Regions from separate parts of the Mus musculus genome. Here region 1 is linked to region 2. A link is a contact called in ENCODE POLR2A ChIA-PET data. All regions are on one chromosome and are shown on one strand. The core of a region is the stretch at or near the end of the contact, and the rest is flanking DNA. Distances in the headings are between cores, read along the strand shown.

Region 1 (3,594 bases), core at 774-3,273, 57 kb before region 2:
ATTTGAAGACTGAATTAAGTGAAATTGTACTTTATTTTACATATATAATGTCATGTACAACTTGGCTTAGATAGTGTTTTTGGGGGGGATTTTTGTTTTGGTGTTTATTTTTACACAAGGAAAGTTGACTACTTCCCATTCCTGGATTTAGGAGAGGAACTCAGAAGGCCCTTAGGATGATCTGTTTGTATGGGAAGAAGTTAGAGACAATGGATTTTATAATTCCAGATTTATTGGATAAAAGCTTTGTCATTTTTCAGTATCAGGGAAGTAAGTCATTTAATAGCCTATTTTCCTTAAGAGTGAACTACAGGACAGTAACTATATAAATACATGTTGATTTCTTTTGCAAAACAGTTTTAAGTAATGACATTTTTGCTTTATCAAAATTTTATTCCATCTCTTGGTTTTGTTGTCAACTGCCGAAATGTGCGAAGCTGAAAGACTGTTAGCCCAAGAGCTGTGTGCACTGTGTCTTTAGTGCAGGATTACCTTGTAGGTTCCTAGTCCTCGAGGACTTGCCAGAGTGCTTATAGCCACACCTGGAAGTCAGGAATGTCTCCACATTATTTCAGGGGATTTTAGGGGTCTTGTAGGCTAGTCACAAGGAAGACGACATAACCAAAAGCACAGTAAAGTTTTCGGGTTAGGTTCACTATGGGCTTAACAGCTAGAAGGATTGGGGGGAAAGCTTTAGATTTAAGTAGGATCACCAGCAAACAGCTTTGTTTCAGAATGGCTATAAGTAGGTCTAAATGTCTTCCCAAAAAATTGGTGTGTTTTTTGCCCAGGACAAAAGTCTTAAAGGAAGTTATTTAACTTTTTGTTTTTAAAATGGGCTTATTGTTAATGCCTTATTTATAAAATGTTAAAACAAAATAGAATGTGCTGGGGGTGGGAGCTGGGCGTGTTTTCCAGGGCTGATAACATTGAAAACTGGTTCATCCTCTAGTACTGAGTGGTTTTCAATGGCATGGCTAGTCAGATTCATGATTTTTAAGTATAGGTGTAGATTGGAGCATTTATTACATATTTTACTGTTCAATGTCTTAATGTGGACCTTTTATTTTGTAAATAATTATGGAAATGATTGTGGGGCTTGGAAAAAATTACCTTTGAAGTTTTAAAAGACAGTCCACTTTTTAGCATGTGTGTTGTGTCCAGCCTGTGGTTGTCTTAACTAATAAATGTGATTTTTCTCCCCATTCTCTTCATTTATTTATTCGCGTAGAGGCCTCTTACCTGGGTTTTTGCACCCCCGCCTTCCCCATTCCAGCTATCCTGGAATTTGATACATAGGCCAAGCTGGCCTTGAAGTCAGAGATTGTCCCTTATGCATATGTTAACATAGGAGTGAGCTACCACAACAGTCCTGCACCTTATAATCAAACTCCAGTATCAAAAACACCCCTTTGTCCTAGTCAGGTATTAACTGATTTCTACGAGAAGGGAAGTACAGAGGTTAAGAGCACTGCTCTTCCAGCAACCATACGGTGCCTCACAACCACCTGTAGTGATGGCCTCTTCTGGTGTGTCTGAAGACAGCAACTCACAAATCTTTAAAAAAAAAAAAAAAAATTCTTTTTAAGGAGGTGGTTAATAAATTCCCGAAGCCCTTTTTAAGACCTGGTCACCCTGTCTGTCCAGCCACACCCGGGAGAGAGTGGAGTGGCCATTGGTGATAATGTTTGCCAGCATTAGTATAAACTAAAAGTGCACAACACATTCCCTTGGAGACTGAACGCTAAGCCTCACATCAGTACCGTCCAGGACAACATTTTGGAAGGGGTTTTTTTCGTTTTGTTTGGCAGCTCGGAAAACCTGATGCTAACTCTATAGTAACAGGATTGTGGTAAAAGCTAAACAAGTGAATGTGAGGCAGGTGGAGTTACCAAACGGAAAATCCCAAAGGTAGTAAACAATCAGACGCTGGCGTCAGCCGCGGAGGCCGGGATACGCCCAAGGCGGCTGCTGCTCAGCAGCGGGTGACGCTCTTCCGGGGGCGTGGTCTACAGCACGTCCATTTCCGCTGTGCCTGCACCCCAGGCCCTGGTGCTGGTGTAGGTTTGAAACTGCGGCTCTGCACGGGAGGTGCTGGTGTTCCGACTCCTGAAGCGATGCGCTGCGGTGGCGGCGCCAGGGCCTGCCGCAGGGCCTGCAGGTGCTGGCTGTCCGGGTACGCGGGTCCCGCAGATGGGACGCAGCAGCCTGACGCCCCCGAGCATGCGGTGGCCCGCGAGGCGCTGGTAGACCTCTGCCGGAGGAGGCACTTTTTCAGCGGGACGCCGCAGCAGCTCAGCACGGCTGCTCTGCTGAGCGGGTGCCACGCGCGCTTTGGACCTTTGGGTGTAGAGTTACGAAAGAACCTAGCCTCACAGTGGTGGTCCTCTATGGTGGTGTTCAGGGAGCAGGTCTTCGCGGTGGACTCCCTCCACCAGGAGCCGGGCTCTTCGCAGCCGAGGGACAGTGCCTTCAGGTTAGTCTCTCCAGAAAGTATACGCGAAATCTTGCAAGACAGAGAGCCGAGTAAGGAACAGCTAGTGGCATTTCTTGAGAACTTATTAAAAACTTCTGGGAAACTACGGGCGACTCTTCTTCACGGTATGGCTCTTCGCGTTTCGTGCTTCTGAACAGATTTGGGGTGGAAAAGCAGTCTTGCACGAGTTTGGAGACAGCAACGGCCCTAGGCTTCCAGGCAAAGAAGTGACCAGGTTCCTTTTTTTTTTTTTTTTTTTTTTTTTAATAACATCAGAGTGATCCACCTTGAGGCAAAGGTCCGAGGCATCATTCCTGAAGAAATTTGTAAAGCATTCAGTTTGACGAGCAAACCTAAAACTATAGAGGTAGGACCTTATATAAATCAGTCACATGCTTTCATTGATACCAAGGCATTTTCAAAGACTTCCTCTGTTCCAGTTTTAAATACAATTATCAACTCAGGTTTTTCTTTTTTTTTTTTTTTTTTTTTTTTTTTTTGAGACAGAGTTTCCCTGTGTAGCCCTGGCTGTCCTGGAACTCACTCTATAGACCAGGCTGGCCTCGAACTCGGAAATCTGCCTGCCTCTGCCTCCCAAGTGCTAGGATTAAAGGCGTGCGCCACCACTGCCTGGCAACTCAGGTTTTTCTTGGTGTTTTTTGTTTGTTTGTTTGTTTTTGGTTTGTTGCTTTGTTTTGTTTTTTTTTTTTTTGTGGGGTTTTTTGCCAGGTAATTTTTTAGCTTGTCAGCTAGAAGATGAGATACACATCTTTAAAGTCAAATATAACAAATTCGGAAATGCTGCCTCTGCCGTTTAGCAGTATGGAGTAGCTAACAACACCTTACAAATCCAAGCTTGTGAAAATTAGTATATACTGTAACCTTAAATTTTTAAAGCAAAATAAAGCAAGCCGGTGATAAATGCAATTAGATTGTAGTATATTTTATCCTGTATTCTTGGTATTGATTGATTAAACAGTCTCACCATGTCCCCCAAACATCAGCTGTTTTTTACCTCTCAGTCTTTTAGATCAAAGTTGCAGACTGAAAATGAGATTTTGAGTTCAGTGTGGATAACATGGAAGTCAGTTCTCTCCTCCTATCGTGTGGGTCCTGGG
Region 2 (3,451 bases), core at 462-2,961:
TGTGGGGTCTTTTTAAGGTCAGATCTGTTGCTCTGTATTGTAATGCTAAATTCTGTACCCAGAGGTCTAGACCCACAAGTGAATTCTCTCAAGGTTACAAGCTTTTGTTGTGCAAACCTTATTCCTTGATTTAAAACTACTGGTTAAATAAAATTGATTGCAGCCAATTACTGGAGGGATTAGAGGTAGGTGGGTTTTTTGAGTGACCTGGTTGTGGGGTGGAGGAGCAAGGGGAAGAGGAGAAACCTTGAGGTGGGAGAGGAGAAGGCACCTTGAGAGGAGAGGTACGGTGAGCGGTGAGCACGTGGCCGGGAGAAACAGCAGGTATTTGGGGAGCGCCGCTAGGGAGGTAGCCAGACCAGCAGATAGAAAAGTAGACCCTTCAGTAACTGTCAAGGCCAAATAAAAGAACCATAGCCTGAGTCTCATTTGTAAGCTAGTCAGGGATAAACATAAATTGGTTGTACCGCAGTGTCACCTGTTTGTAACCCCGGGAGCTTGTGAAGCAGAGACAGGCAAATCCCAGGGGGTTCACTAGCCAGACAAGGTAGCCAAAATGGCAAGCTTAGGGTTCAGTGAGAGATCCTGTCTCAGAACATAAGGGTGGAGAAAGTCATCCCGAAGTCAAGCTCTGGTCTCCACAAGTGCCTGTGCCGATGAGTCTTCCTGTGTGCAAACACTACATGCAGTGCACAGACACACACACTAGGCAGTATACTCTCCTGAGGAACCCTATTCTGGAGAAGTGTGTGGAAAACGAAGCCATGCCACAGCTGAACTATGTTTCAGAAGCATTCTGACGAAGGAAGGAGCTGGCGATGTTGCTCAGTTAATCCTATCATGAAAGATGCTCCACGCATGCGCGAAACCCCTAGCATGCACAGCGTCCTGCGTTCCATCCAAAACATCCTGCAAACTGGCGTGGCGGTTCACCCGTGCAATCTCAGCTCTTGTGGAGTCAGGAGGAACAGACCTTTAAAATCATCGTCCTCTCCATAGTGAGTTTGAGGCCAGCCTGGTTTACGAAAGGCACTGTCTTTAGATACCTAGGGGAACAAAAGAATTGTGTTTGTTTAAGTTTAGCCTGGGACAAGTCTCTGGTAGAGTGTCACTGAGGTCTCTTTATGCTTCTGTTGAGTAGTTTATTAATGAGGGTTCTGATGGTTCAGAGATTAGATTTGAGGATGACTTAAAGCCAGAAGGGAGAAAACAGAGATAGAATCAATTGTCAAAGAAATTCATTAGGAGCCAGGCACCACCACACTGGAAGTGCAGGCGGGAGGACCAGAAGATGCTCTGTAGTAGTCAGGACTAAGGAGAACCTGTGGAGATAAATACAGCAGCAACTGACTAAACAGGCAAAGAGCTGCCAAGGCAATGTCCTTAAGCAGATGCCATTGTCTTATCTAGTACAGAGGTGAAGGTGGAGAGAAAGAGACAGAGAGAACACGTGAGTGAGAGAAGGAACCTCCCTACTTTGGGCCTCCCCTCCCCCACACCCCACACCCCCCACCCCCCACCCCGCCCAGCAGGATCTCAGTCTGTAAGCTATGACTCAGCATGGAAAGATCTACCGATGAACCGACCTCCCACAAAGCTCTGGAGGACAGGGCAGTCTCTTTCCCGGGGCCCAGCCCAGAGCCACTCCATGTCCCATGGCTTCCTCCCTACACCTCTGGCTCCAGGCCTGTCCTGGAGAAACACCCTGGCCCCTCGAAGTCTCCAGCCTCACCCAGTGCTGTCTGACTTGAGAGAGAAATGCTATTGGGAAACAGATGACTTCAGCCCTGGGAAGGTCTGGTATTTCTGTGTAAAGGTATTCCGGAGTCAGGCTTCACCCCCAAGAGGTCCTGAGGACGGCTGATGTCAACCCAGGAAGTTCAGTTATTGTTGACTTTCAAATTAGTTGGCTTTTATAAGACAGGAGCTAGGAGCCATCTGTAATCACCCGCTGGCCCTTAATTGCCCATCTATAATGTGAATTGTGGTGCTCTCTGTGGGAGGCTGAGTTGTCCTAAAAATGTGAAGCCCCTATCCCCATCCTATGGGATGCTACCCTATGTGTATCGTGTGTCAGGGTTAGTCCCTTGGGCTACCATATGGAATACCATAGAGTTATTGAAAAGAGAAATGCTGGTGTGAGGGCCCAGAGATTGGTTAAGAATATTTGTTGCGGGGCTGGAGAGATGGCTCAGCTCTTTTTTTTTTTTTTTTTTTTTTCTCGAGACAGGGTTTCTCTGTGTAGCCCTGGCTGTCCTGGAACTCACTCTGTAGACCAGGCTGGCCTTGAACTCAGAAATCTGCCAGCCTCTGCCTCCCAAGTGCTGGGACTAAAGGCTTGCGCCACCATGCCCAGCTGATGGCTCAGCTCTTAAGAGCACCAACTGCTCTTCCTGAGGTCCTGAGTTCAATTCTTAGCAACTACATGGTGGCTCATGGCCATCTGTATTGGGATCTGATGCCCTTTTCTGAAGATAGTGACAGTGTACTCATATACATAAAATAAATAAATAAATCTTAAAAAAAATATTTTCTGCTTTTGCTGGGGACCCAGCCCCCACAGGGTAGCTCACAACTCCCTGGAGTTCTAATCTGGGGAATCCAATGCCTTCTTCTGGCTTCTTTCAGGCACAAGGCACATATGTGATATGCATTCTACACAAATGCAAAACACATATATGTAGTATAAAAATATATAAATCTTTTAAAAAGAAAAGAAGAAATGTTGAATGTGCTGGTGCACTTTTGGAGGTAGGGGTAGAAAAATCAGGAGTTCAAAGATATTTTAGTTACATGACAAGTTCAAGGCCAACTTGAGATAGATGAAACACCCTCCCCCCCCCCCCCCCCCCCCCCGTCTTAAAAACAAACAAACCAACACTCGGGGGCAGATGAATTGGTGCAAAACATTAAAATAAATAAATAAATAAATAAATATTAAAAAATAAAACAAAAAACCCCACTTCTACCTCTTCCCTTATTTTTAAAATTAATTTACTTTTATTTTATGTTTATTGGTGTTTAGCCTGGATGTGTGTCTGTGTGAGGGTATTGGAGAATTACAGACCAGGTGGTGGTGGTGCATGCCTTTAGTCCCAGCACTTGGGAGGCAGAGGCAGGAGGATTTCTGAGTTCAAGGCCAATCTGGTCTACAGAGTGAGTTCTAGGACAGCCAGGGCTACACAGAGAAACACTGTCTCAACAAAACAAAACAAAAAAAGAACTTGAGTTACATACAGTTGTGAGCTGCCATGTGGGTGCTGGAAATTGAGCCCAAGTCCTCTGGAAAAAGCAGCCAGTGCTTTTAAACACTGAGCCATCTCTCTTTTTCCTTTGGCCCCCTCCTCTTCTCCCCACACCCCATCATTGCCTGGCTGCCTTCACTTGTTTAAACCCTAATTTACAGTGGTTGTTTTTTTTTTTATTGTTGAGGCAGTGCCTCCCTCTGTAG

Evidence for each region. ChIA-PET counts read pairs that join two places held with the same protein, here RNA polymerase II (POLR2A).
Region 1: POLR2A ChIA-PET joins it to region 2 with 12 read pairs in embryonic stem cell. The contact joins the promoter of Polg2 here to the enhancer-like site in region 2. POLR2A ChIA-PET finds 5 or more read pairs at or near these places in 5 of 5 experiments (Patski and embryonic stem cell).

What each region holds. Positions count from the first base shown.
Region 1 is chr11:106,777,966-106,781,559 of GRCm38, reverse strand. Polg2 (polymerase (DNA directed), gamma 2, accessory subunit) reads left to right here and starts at 2,023. Exons shown (of 8, transcript NM_015810.2): 1 at 2,023-2,601. The coding sequence starts at 2,118. It overlaps Ddx5 (DEAD box helicase 5), which reads left to right. Exons shown (of 13, transcript NM_007840.3): 13 at 1-1,204.
Region 2 is chr11:106,721,216-106,724,666 of GRCm38, reverse strand. No RefSeq gene overlaps it. Among named protein-coding and RNA genes, the nearest start is that of Pecam1, 7.7 kb to the right of the region's middle. Within about 2 kb of position 1,711, at least 1 of the 3 ENCODE cell types and tissues checked has a DNase peak (open chromatin) inside an H3K27ac peak, as active enhancers do.